Linked DNA regions of Mus musculus: region 2 is linked to region 1. A link is a contact called in ENCODE Hi-C or POLR2A ChIA-PET data. All regions are on one chromosome and are shown on one strand. Each heading gives the region's core, a stretch centred on a gene start or an enhancer-like site at or near the end of the contact. The rest is flanking DNA. Distances are from core to core; before and after follow the strand shown.

The links. A loop is a pair of places that touch in the nucleus more often than their neighbours do. ChIA-PET counts read pairs that join two places held with the same protein, here RNA polymerase II (POLR2A).
Region 2: a map of heart shows a loop between it and region 1 (1.9-fold over the local background). The contact joins two enhancer-like sites. A Hi-C loop is called at or near these places in 8 of 37 maps with a recorded cell type or tissue (CH12.LX, Patski, T-helper 17 cell and 4 more). POLR2A ChIA-PET finds 5 or more read pairs at or near these places in 4 of 5 experiments (Patski and embryonic stem cell).

What each region holds. Positions count from the first base shown.
Region 1 is chr4:40,777,950-40,783,690 of GRCm38, reverse strand. No RefSeq gene overlaps it. Among named protein-coding and RNA genes, the nearest start is that of Gm34213, 7.8 kb to the right of the region's middle. Within about 2 kb of position 2,335, at least 1 of the 3 ENCODE cell types and tissues checked has a DNase peak (open chromatin) inside an H3K27ac peak, as active enhancers do; it is heart, where a contact is called at or near this core.
Region 2 is chr4:40,816,441-40,822,181 of GRCm38, reverse strand. All of the region lies in intron 2 of B4galt1 (UDP-Gal:betaGlcNAc beta 1,4- galactosyltransferase, polypeptide 1), which reads left to right. Among named protein-coding and RNA genes, the nearest start is that of Mir5123, 31 kb to the left of the region's middle. Within about 2 kb of position 2,926, at least 1 of the 3 ENCODE cell types and tissues checked has a DNase peak (open chromatin) inside an H3K27ac peak, as active enhancers do; it is heart, where a contact is called at or near this core.

The DNA of each region.
Region 1 (5,741 bases), core at 1,086-3,585:
GAGAGTCAGACGAGGAGACAGAGGAAGATGGAGGAAGAGACGATGGGCAGAAGATGGAGCAGGACCATGGGGCCTGGAAAAGCCACAAGTAGCAAGAGATCTCATAGCTGAGGAATAGAGTAGTGTAGTGGTAGATCTGCCCAATCTAGGCGTGCAGCTTATAAATATTATAACTGAGTTGTGTGTTCTATGCTTATTGGGGTTGGAGATTTACTGTAACAGATGTCATCTCATCTGACTTCAGTCCTACCCGGGGCCTGTCAGGAAGTCCATACCCTATAATCCCACTTCCAGAACCTGGAGGTGAGGGCGTGGGGAGCTAACAGAGGAAAAGGTACAGGGACTTGCAGAATCTTGGTCATAGTGTCTCTTCACAGCAATAAAACAGTGGCTGACTGAGATAAGATGATCACTATCATAAGCAGTGGATCTCTCTGAAGAAAGGTCATTTTCTTAGCTGTCTATTGTAGCCCACATTGCTCCGCAGATATCTATCTATCCAAGAGAAAGGAGTCATTACACCCACCCATTTATTTCTACTCCTGTGTTTGGGTAGATATTTTTTAATTCTCCGGTTGTCTTCACTGAGCCAAACTGTAAGAAGTTAAATCCAGGGCTGGTGAGATGGCTCAGTGGTTAAGAGCACTGTCTGTTCTTCGAAGGTCCTGAGTTCAAATCCCAGCAACCACATGGTGGCTCACAACCATCTGTAACGAGATATGACTCCCTCTTCTGGTGTGTCTGAAGACAGCTACAGTGTACTTACATATAATAAATAAATAAATCTTTAAAAAAAAAAAAAGAAGTTAAATCTGCCTTACTTTCCTGAGCCTTGTCTTTCTGTAGTTATTGGGTTTGATAGCATGGAGGTGGTCAACGCCCTTGAAGACATGACAAGGCTCTGGAATACAGAGATGAGAGAGGTTCTACTGAGGCAGGACAGAGGGATTAGGGGCTGAAGTAAGAGGAACTAGCACTCAGGGGAACTAAAAGTTTGACTTCGAGTGAAAGCAAAATATTATCTTTATTTTCATGTATGAATATTTTGGCTGCACATATGTTTGTGCATCACATACATGTCTGGCTTAGTCCAAAAGAGGACATTTGACCCTCGGGGAACTAGAGTTACAGACAGTTATGAGCCACCATGTGGGTGCTGAGAACTGAATACCCGTCTTCTGCAACATCACTAAGTGCTCTTAACCCTGGATTCATCTCTCTAGCCACAAGAGACTTAACGTTTACCTCCACCCCACCCTTCTTGTTCTTGCCTCTCCTTCCTGACAGACTGCTTTTGGGAAGTAAGGCTGGTTTGTTGGGTTGAAAAATGATTGGGCTGGGAAAGGTGGAGGTTCTGGTTGTGCAAGAGTGTTCAGTCTAAGCCACTAGCTGTCTTGGTGTGCCTTGGGCTAGGGGGAGGCTGTTTCCTGTGACTGAGAGGCCCTGGGGCAGAACTTGAGCTGGAACATCAGTTCTAAATGGACAAAAGTGTCAGCAGACATCTTGCCCTGGTAAGCCAGGGCTGGGCTGTGTCAAACCCTTTATTTCTAACTTGAGAAAGGCTTCAGGTTTCTGGGGTTTTTGTTTTTTGATTTTTTTTTTTCTTGACAACTGCAAATGTGCCACGTGGACACCACAGTAGCCAGACTCAACAAGAAAAACAATCCCCGGGGGAAATCTTACTCACTTCAGTCACAGGACTGCGGCGAGTGACTCAAAGTTTATCTGTCATATGACTATACATGTCTCTACCTATGGGCTTCCTATCTAAATATATGCATTCGTCTGTGTCCCTGTGGGGGCCTCTCTGTGTTGTATGCTGGCAGAGAGAAGAGGGGACAGTCTGTACTTCAGGTTGTGGATTTATGAGCACCATCCCGTGTTGCGTGCCTGTATGGATCTGCATGTCTCTGAATTCTGTCTGCGAATCCCCCATGTGCTGGTTTCTGTATTTTTACACTTGTGCGGAATTGCCCCTCATTTCCATGACTTTCTCCAGTTAACGTTTCCCTTCATTTTAGATGCTCTGCTCAGGCTCAACTCCTGTCAGGATTAAGGTACCACCTTAGTCTCAGATTCCAATGTTTTAGAGTGACTACATGTCAGTTCTTTCAAACCCTGACTCTCATCGTCTTCCACCTCACTGAGACTTCTACCAAGTTACAGCCCAACAGGTCCCTGCTGGGCTCCCTTAATGTCTCAACTGCCTAAAACCTGTAGCCACTGCTGGGATTCCTCGAGGTAATGCAAGCTGCTTTTTCTTCCTTATTTACAGCAACTCCCTTTACCAAGCCACAACATCCTGCCCATCCCCCAGCTGCTGCTCTGGACCACCTCACAGATAGAGCCTTGAGGTTAAAGGGTGTGAACTTCCTCCATTTCCTGCCCTTCCCACCTCTAAATCTGCTTGGAGCCGCTGCACCCTTGCTATTCCGTTTTTTTTTGTCTTTCTTCACATCCAAGGCTAGATTCTAGACTGTGGTGCCATCTCTTCAGTCTCTACTGTCATGTGTCATTTAATAACCACTAAAGAAAATCTAGTCAGGTTGCTTTAAGTCATCGTCTGTCCCTGAGCCATACAGTGGGAAAAGAAATATCTGGTGAAATGTGGTTTCCATGAAAGGGTTAATTGTGATGAGGCAGAATTTAAAATGGAGGGGTATTTAAGGAGGACACTGACAAGGGAAAGATGCCCTTTACCCTACGGCCTTGTGTGGGCTCCTCGGTAGAAAGCCGGTAGAAAGCCGAGAACTTCAATTCAAGAGACAGTCAGGAGAGCTCGACTTCATGGAGACAATGCTCATTTTCTTGATGTATCTAAAAGTCTAAGAACAACAAATGAACTGTTTGCTTAGGGCCAGGTACCTGGGGCCTGTGGGTTTACAGATGATATTCTTCTGGTATCCCTAAGCCAGAACAATGCAGAAGTCAACTTACAATTCCCTCTGCAAAGGGAAGTCTTCAGGATAAGAAAAACAATCGAACCAGCTCTTTCTTTTCCTTTCTTTTCTTTTCTTTTCTTTTTTTTTTTTTTTTTTTTTTTTGTTTTAAAAGACTTCTTGGGGCTGGTGAGATGGCTCAGTGGGTAAGAGCACCCGACTGCTCTTCCGAAGGTCCGAAGTTCAAATCCCAGCAACCACATGGTGGCTCACAACCATCTGTAATGAGATCTGACTCCCTCTTCTGGAGTGTCTGAAGACAGCTCAGTGTACTTATAGACAATAAAAAAATAAATTAAAAAAAAAGATTTCTTTATGCTGGACATAATGGTGCATGCCTTTAATTCCAGCACGTGTGAGTGAGCCAGAGGCAGTCAGATTTCTTTGAGTTAAAGGCCAACATGGTCTACGTAGTGAGTTCCAAGACAGCCACAACTACATAGTGAGATCCTGTGTCAAAACAAAACAAAACCCAAACAAACAAGCAAACAAAAAGATTTATTTACTTTTATTTTCCACGTATGAGTGTTTTGGCTGCATGTATGTCTGTGCACCATGTTTGTGAATGGTGCCCATGGAGACTGGGCGAGGACTTTGGATCCTCTGACTATAGTTCCAGTTGGTTGTGAGCCACCATGTGAGTGCTGGGAATGAAACTCCTGAGATAGCAGCAGAGCCATCTCCAGCCCCAGTGTTTGGTTTTTTAGAGAGAGTGTCTCAGGCTAGCCTTGAACTTGCTGTAATCCTTCAATCTCAACCTCTCAAATTCTGGCATTATAACCTCGGACTACCGTGCTCTATTTGGCTCATACTTTTTTTTTTTTTTTTTTTTTAATTTTTATGTAGCCACAAAGCTTTGGAAGCATGGTAAGCCAGGGTACTGGTGTCATCCAGAGACTGTGTCAAATTTCTCTTTTAATGTCTTTGTCTTCGGCTGGCTCATTGGACCTAGCAGGAGCTCATGCAGACTGATTCTGTAATAGGCGATACAGCTCCTTGTGCACAGCAGGCAAGACACTCTGTTTCAAGTTTGTCTTATAGATGAGAGGTCTAAATGGGCTGCAGATGCCACGAGTAAGTGCATGGTCAGATTTTATCATTAGCATCACCTCCTCAGCTCTCTCCTCTTAGCACATTTTAAAATGTATCTAAACCGGGCGTGGTGGCTCATGCCTTTAATCCCAGCACTTGGGAGGCAGAGGCAGGCAGATTTCTGAGTTTGAGGCCAGCCTGGTCTACAAAGTGAGTTCCAGGACAGCCCGGGCTACACAGAGAAACCCTGTCTCAAAAAAACAAAAAATAAAAAATAAAAATAAGAAAATGTGTTTAAACATTTTCTCCTCCTCTTCCTCCTTCTCCTTTTCTTCTTCCTTCTTCCCTCTTCATCTTCCTCTTCCTCGACCTCACCCCTAGCCCCCTTTCTCTTTCCTCTTCTTTTTGATTTTTTAAGACAGGGTTTCTGTGTAGCTCTGGCTGTCCTGCAACTCATGCTGTAGACCAGGCTGGCCTCTGACTTTCAGACATCCTCCTGCCTCTGCCTTCCTGAGCGCTGGGATTAAAGGCATGCACCCCCACCCCCACCCAGCAATTCAATATTTTCTGAAATTTGTATTTGTGTGTGTGTGTGTGTGTGTGTGTGTGTGTGTGTGTGTGCATGTACTCACAGAGGTCAGAGAGCAACTCTCTGGAGCCTCCCTTCTTCCATCATGTGAGCCCAAAGCATAGAAGTAGTATTGTCAGGAAAGTGGCAAGCATCTTTGCCAGCTGAGCCATCACTTTGGCACTTAAAATTTTAAGCTTTACCTAATCTTTGAACCTGCTTATAAATTACATCCTTTGAAAAATGTAACTTGGGGCTGGAACGATGGCTCAGCAGGTAAGAGCGCGACTGGTCTCTAATGAGATCTGGCGCCCTCTTCTGGTGTGTCTCAAGACAGCTACCGTGTACTTATGTATAATAATAAATAAATCTTTGGGCCAGAGTGAGTGGGGCTGACCGGAGTGAGCAGAGGTCCTGAATTCAAATTCCCAACCACATGATGGCTCAGAACCATTAGTACAGCTACAGTGTACTCATATACATTAAATAAATAAATAAATCTTTTTTAAAAAGAAAAGAAAAAAAAAAAAAAAGAAAAATGTAACTTGAAACGCTACAAGACTGGACCGGGGATCCAGCTCAGTTGCCAGAGGGCTTGCCTAGCATGCAGTCTGGGTTCAGTCCCAAGCACTGCCTGCCCCGGGGTGGGAGAGCTTCTCTGTAGTTCCGGCACTCAGGAGGAGGGTGAGGCTGGGGGATGAGGAGTTTAACATTATCTGTGGTTCCATAGCATTTTGAGTCCAGCCTGAGATACACACGATGGTGTTTCCAATAAAGGAAAAAGCCACAAGACACATGTATTAGCTATGCTTGAGAGACTCAAGCCCCCTCCCCATCTCTTTTTCTGCCTGTACTTCAGATTTAAGTCCATACTGTCCTAATTTTTTATCTCTTTTTAATAAATCCAACTTTGCTTCATACTGACTCATTCTGAAAATCTCTACGGTAAAAAACCAAACCACCCAACAAACAAAAACAATCCAACAAAATAAAACTCAACCAAAACTGTTGGCATTCCTTCTACGCTCTGCCCAACAGTTACCTAGCAACAGCCAGGTAGGCCTGACTCACTATAAAAGGGACAGTTTGGCTTCCCTTCACTCCCTCTGATTCTCTGACTCTCTTTTCTCTCTTACCTCCCACACCTTCTCTCTTCCCCCTCCCTCCCTCTCCCCTTCTCCCTCTCCTTTGTCTCCTCTCCT
Region 2 (5,741 bases), core at 1,677-4,176, 38 kb before region 1:
TTTTTCGTTTTTTACTTAATTTCTTTAATATTTTTAAGTTCTTGGTGCATGCCTTTAATCCCAGGACTCTGGAGGCAGAGGCAAGTGCAGAGAATTTGAGGCCAGCCTGGTCTACAGATCGAGTTCCAGGACAGCCGGTACTACACAGTGAAACCCTGTCTCAAAAAACAAACAAAATGGTGTGATTGGATGGATGGTGACTGTTTAATGCTTTTGAAGCTCAGAGGAAGGAGAGAAGGCTGTGCCCCGATATATCTAGTACAGGAGTTCCTAAATGTGTGAGGAAGGCAGATCTCACTGTTCTAGAATCTTCCATGTACTGACACCTTGTGACCTCCGGAAGTGTTTCCTTAGCTAGTCTAGACAGCTATTTTCCAAGAATCATCTCCAGTGATGAGTGTCCTGTGAGTCACGTTTTGGAGAAAACAACCCTAAATTACCCGCCGTCTGCTTCCTCCTTACTTTCCCTGAGATAGGAACTCCCCGTTCTCTTTCTCCCCCACTTGTACCTTAGTATCAGAAAAGGACTCTTTTTTAGGAGCTGGGGGTGTCACTCAGTGGTAGAATGCTTGCCTAGCATCCACGGGTCCTTAGCTTTGAGTGTCAGCCTTGAAGCAAAGAGGAGAAACAGTGTACTACCCTGTCACTGTTCTCTAGAGCTTGCCTAGACCCCAGAGGGCAGGGATAAAAAAAATTCTGCTCTGAGTCAGGGACAAGTAGAGAGAAGAACTGGTCACATGAATAACGCTGGGTTGCAACTAAGCCCCAGGTAAGATTCCTAAGTTCAATAATGTCCTCCCACTGGGCCACAACAGCTCTTCTTGAGGCCATGTATCCTCTTCCTGGCATGTTTCTCAAAGCCTGGTATCCAGGGCTGTAAGTGAGCCCCATAACCTGGAGAGCCACTTCCCAGTCTGTGATCATGGGCAGGCCACAGAAGCCCTTGACTACTTAATAAACACTAGCTGTTATTTCTTTCCTGTCCTTCTTGCCTGTTGCCTCTGCCTGGGACCTTGCTGGTAAATTCCTTATTGTTCTTCCAGCCTCCTGCTTTAGCCCAATGAAGCACCAATATCAGGGTCTTGCCTCCCACCTGTTAGGGCCTCTATGGGGTCAGAAGATAATGAGTAGCCGGTGTGAGTCAGAAGACAGGCTCTCAAGAAGACTCAGGGGTCATGCCTCATAAACTTTTTTAGGAGGAAGGTTGTGTCCTAAGTCCACTGGGTTTCTATGGTTTATACTTGCTGTTAACCTTGTTCAGTGTAGGCCCCTCCAGCCACTATGAAACTTAAAGCTCAGCATGAGTGTTCTGGAGGGGAGTGTGGGAGGTGCTCCCCCATTGTTGCAGAGAGGGGCAAGGGTGTCCTTTGGGGTTCTGTCTCTCCTCTTGCCATATGTATGCAGGTCTTGCTAGAGTCTCAGCATATCCTACTTGGTGTCATGGGTCCTACTCTGACACTTAGGTATCAGGCTAAATTCAGCCCTGGGGTAGACCTTGGTATGGAAATGAATGTCAGGGCGTCATATAACAAACAGGGAGTGTGTTCTGTCACTCACACTTCAGTCAGGAAAGCCAGGTAATAGTCAGGCTGCCACCTGGTAGCACCAGCCTTAAATGAAAAAGACAAAGGAAGAAAGAAAAGCAGAGGTAAGGAGCTTTAGAAAGTATCCATCATAAAAATTACAGTCGGTCATAGCCACTGCAGTGCTTTGCCCCCGAGTCAGCAGCTGAGAGGCAACTTTCCCAGTGTCACAGTGCTTCTGTCACCTTTGGGTCCTCATCTTTCTGACTCTGTCCGTGTCACGTCTTTACCTTAAAGCCTTCAACAACTTCCCCCTGCCATAGGCAAGGACCTGAGTGATCTGAAACCTTATCGTGGGATGCCACCTGGGGAATAGTCCTGACCTACTTCCAGCCACTTCTCCTTGTCACCCTTCACACAGCTTGCTACAGGCAAGCAGCCTGTCATTCTCACCCAGACACTTGTCACCTCCCCCTTGTACTCTGTGCATAGGCCTTCTCCGGTGGCTTTTTCTGGATATGATTTAAGCCTTGACCTCATGAGCTCTGTGAAGCCCCTGAAGTAGAGGTGACCTCTCCTCCTTCTCTTGGTACAAGGGACAATTACCATTTTTGTGTCTCATTTTGGCCCTTGATCCTTAGTTCCTAGCCAGACTCACTTCCACATGTCTGACCGTGGATCTCCTCCGCAGTCCAGAATGGACTCTGCAGGGTTTGGAACATGGGGTTTCTTTCTTTGAGTCCTGCTCATTTATTGATACCCATACTCAGGACCCCTCTGCCCCCGGTTCTCTAGTTGGGCCCATTCCTGCTGGAAGCAAAGCCTCCTCTCCTAGCTTGGCCATATTATGACCCTTTTAAAACTGGCACAGTCCCTCCCCAGGGCCCTTCACCTGACGTTCCTGTGCGTTGCTGACTAGGGTATAGGCTGCCTGTGATAAAACCTTAGGGCAGTCTTCCTTTTTGGGGAAGATATAATATGCTTTAGCCCCATGTTGGCTCATAATCATAAAACTCTTTTGAGTCAAGACATGATAGGTGATTCAACCCGCTAATTGTAGTCCAAAAAGAGGAAGATTGCAAGTTTGAGACTAGCCTCACTACATAGTGTGCTCGGGGCTAGCCTGGGCTAGCAAGCCCCAAACCCAAAGCACAGTCTCTCGTGTTCCTTTGTATTTTGACTTGCATAGACCTCTAGTGAGGGCTGCTTTGTAGGCTGCGTAGGCAATCAGATCATGGTCACTGGCGGACTGGGATTAGGTGATGATAGAATGTCCTGATCGCCATGATGTGTACTTGGTGTACCATGAGGCTTGTTAGCTCATGTGAGAGAGGCAGCAGCTTGTTAGTAATAGCTGCCAAGCCCCCAGGAGCCTTTGTGACTCGTGATACCTCCAGGCAGACCTGGCTGGACAGGCTTTGGGAAAGAGAGAGTGCCAGCCTGTGCTAGGAGGTCAGATGGTGCTTTGTTTGGCTGTGACTTTGTTCTGTTTTTGTTTTGAAGATACTTTTTGAAAAACGTGTGTGTGTGTGTGTGTGTGTGTGTGTGTGTGTGTGTGTGTGTACACTTGTGTATACATGAATGTAGGTGCCAGTAGAGGCTAGAAGAGGGCATCCACTGGAGCTTGAGTTATGATGGGCAATTGTTGGCCTCCTAATGTGAGTACTGGGAACCAAACTCAGAGAGATGCTCTACAAATGCAACATGTGTTCCCCACCACTGAGCCGTCTCCAGCCCCTCCTCCGAGGACCATTTTAGGCTCTAAGATAGCAGTTCCTCCAGGAGGTCAGGATCAGTTATGGCAAAGCAGAGCCGTGAAGGTGGCTGCTTCTTGGCCCTTAGGACTTGACTTCTGTCTTGATTATCTTTATGTCACCTGTCTTCTATTTCCTCTTCCAGCTGTCAATGGATGTGTAGGGGGATGGAACTTTAGGAGGGAGAGGGCTCAGCGGTTGACCTTCCCTTGCCTTGGGGCATGACTGATACGGGGGTGGAGTGGGAGTGGTGGAAGTGTCTGCCAGTCCAGTCTGAGTGCCACCCTCTGCCCTGCTGTCTCCCTGTCTGACCACATCTGTGGTTTCTCCTGGGGAGTGTCGTAGCACTTACTGGTACTCAAGCGCTAATGAATAACCTCCAGACATTTACACAAAAAAGGGAGTGACAGTGTATTTGGACTTGGCTTTATTGGAAGAGTGGTCCAGTGAGTCCTGCCGCAGCCTGAGGCTTGCCGGTCCCTTTGCCCATATCTTCTGCGTGTGCCTTCTTTTCCCTTCTAGTGGGGACTTTTGCCTCTACTTGTCAGTCCTGTTTGTAGCAAAGCAAACTGAAGGAGGAGCGCCTTCCTATTCATGAGTGGCTTCTTACTTTTCACCTACCTTCTCTTCTGTCCTCTCTGCCTCCTCTAAAGAAAGAAAAGTCGACTTACCTACCGCTGCTATCCTAACTACTGCCGTCACCTTCGCCGCCACCGCTGCTGCCACTGCCACTCTGGTAATGTCCTCACATCTGACACAGTGCCAGGCCTCTCTGGCAGGGGGAAGCTGTGAATAAGCCCCTGTGACTGTCTTCCAGCTGTGGTGCCTCCCAGGCAAGCACAGGGCTGCTGTGGCCTTGCTGGGAAAACATCGAGATCAGTGGAAGCCAGCTCATGATGATGCAGAACCCGAGAGACTTCGCCGGCTTTAGATTAAACCCCGGTAGAGCTCACACTCATAGTGTATGTATATAAATGTTTATATCTTGTCTTTCTCCTCAGGTCATATCATTAGCATCTTCCCATGCTGTTTCATAGTCTCCATATCCATAACTTCAATGCTTTCATAGTAATTGGTCACTGAGTTCTACCACAATTAATCCTTTTCTTTATTAGAAGCCTAAATAAACAGTAGCAAACATCCTCAAGGCTCAGGTTTGCTGTGTTGGCTTCTTCTGCATTCAAGATTGTTTCCTCAGGCTAGATTTTCACACATAGGATTGTTATGTTAAGAAATACGTTGCACATCTTTATAATTAACCAGTATGTAGACAAATTGCTTTTTGAAAGAGAAGTCTCTGTTTTTAGCTTGTGTCTTACATGCTGCTCTCCCAGCCTGTGTTCTCAGAAGTAAATGTGCTCACCCTTGTGACTACTGTAGCTAACAGAATTGCCTCCCAAGAGTATGGGCCCTTGTTCTGAAGAGCCTGTGTCTTTTACTTAGTGGCGAAAAACTTAAAAGTCCCAGATTCAAGTTCTGTTGGGGACTGTGTCTAAGCCCAAAGCCACCAACTTATTATGCATAAAAACTAGAACCCAGCTGCTAGGAACTGAAAGAAGAGTAGATATTAACCTGCCACGGATTCTGCATCATCCCAGCTCCTGACCTCAGCTCTGAGCGCTCGCTCCTAGCTGTCTCACAACTCACTCAGCCGAGGTCTTAGCATCTTCGGAGGCACAGAAAGATACTTGGGGCATGGTCAGCAACTGCAATTGGCTACAGACCTGCCCCTGGATTTGAAGGTACTGTGAGTAGGAGTGGCTTTTTGATGAGGGTACGACAACCTAATCTCTCCCATCACAGATATTCTGATTCATAGAGAATCCTGGGAGCAACCTTGTTGTTGAGCTGCCTATTGCTGGTGTGTCCTCAGGCCATCTGGGTCTCAGGATCTGTCTGCTGATGACAGTGTAGGCCTGCGTCCCTGGAAGGCAGAATGGTTGGACAGAGGCTGTTGAGACTTGGACAGGGTGAAACATGACTTTCTTTAGCTGGTCCTCTGGCCTTGGTTGCAATCAAAGGAAGCCACTTTTGTCCTTCTTAGCTTCTCAGACTCAGGGTTTCCCTGGAGACTAGACGAGACTCTGGGACCTGTTCTGTCCCCCTCACCCAAAAGGCTCTCATGAGGACACATGCTTAGGGCCAGGTGGGCATGAGGAACTCTGGCTTGAATTCTTCCTTTAAGGAGGAATTAAAATTTTACCCACCATTCCTTCCTAGGCTTGCCTGTTTTATATGAACTGTTTTATACAACCGTTTTTCTAATTGAACTGGTCTCCCTGTCTTTTCCTAGACTGAGAGACAAATCCCTCTAGACATGCAAAACAGAGTGTAAGACTCCCTTTGGCCTAGAGGGCCCACCTCTACAGCTGTGTTGAATTCTTGTTTCTAAAGTGTTTCTTTTTCCTCATCGTTTTTTTACAGATCTCTTCCCACATGATGCCTCCTCCCCAGCCCAGTGTCT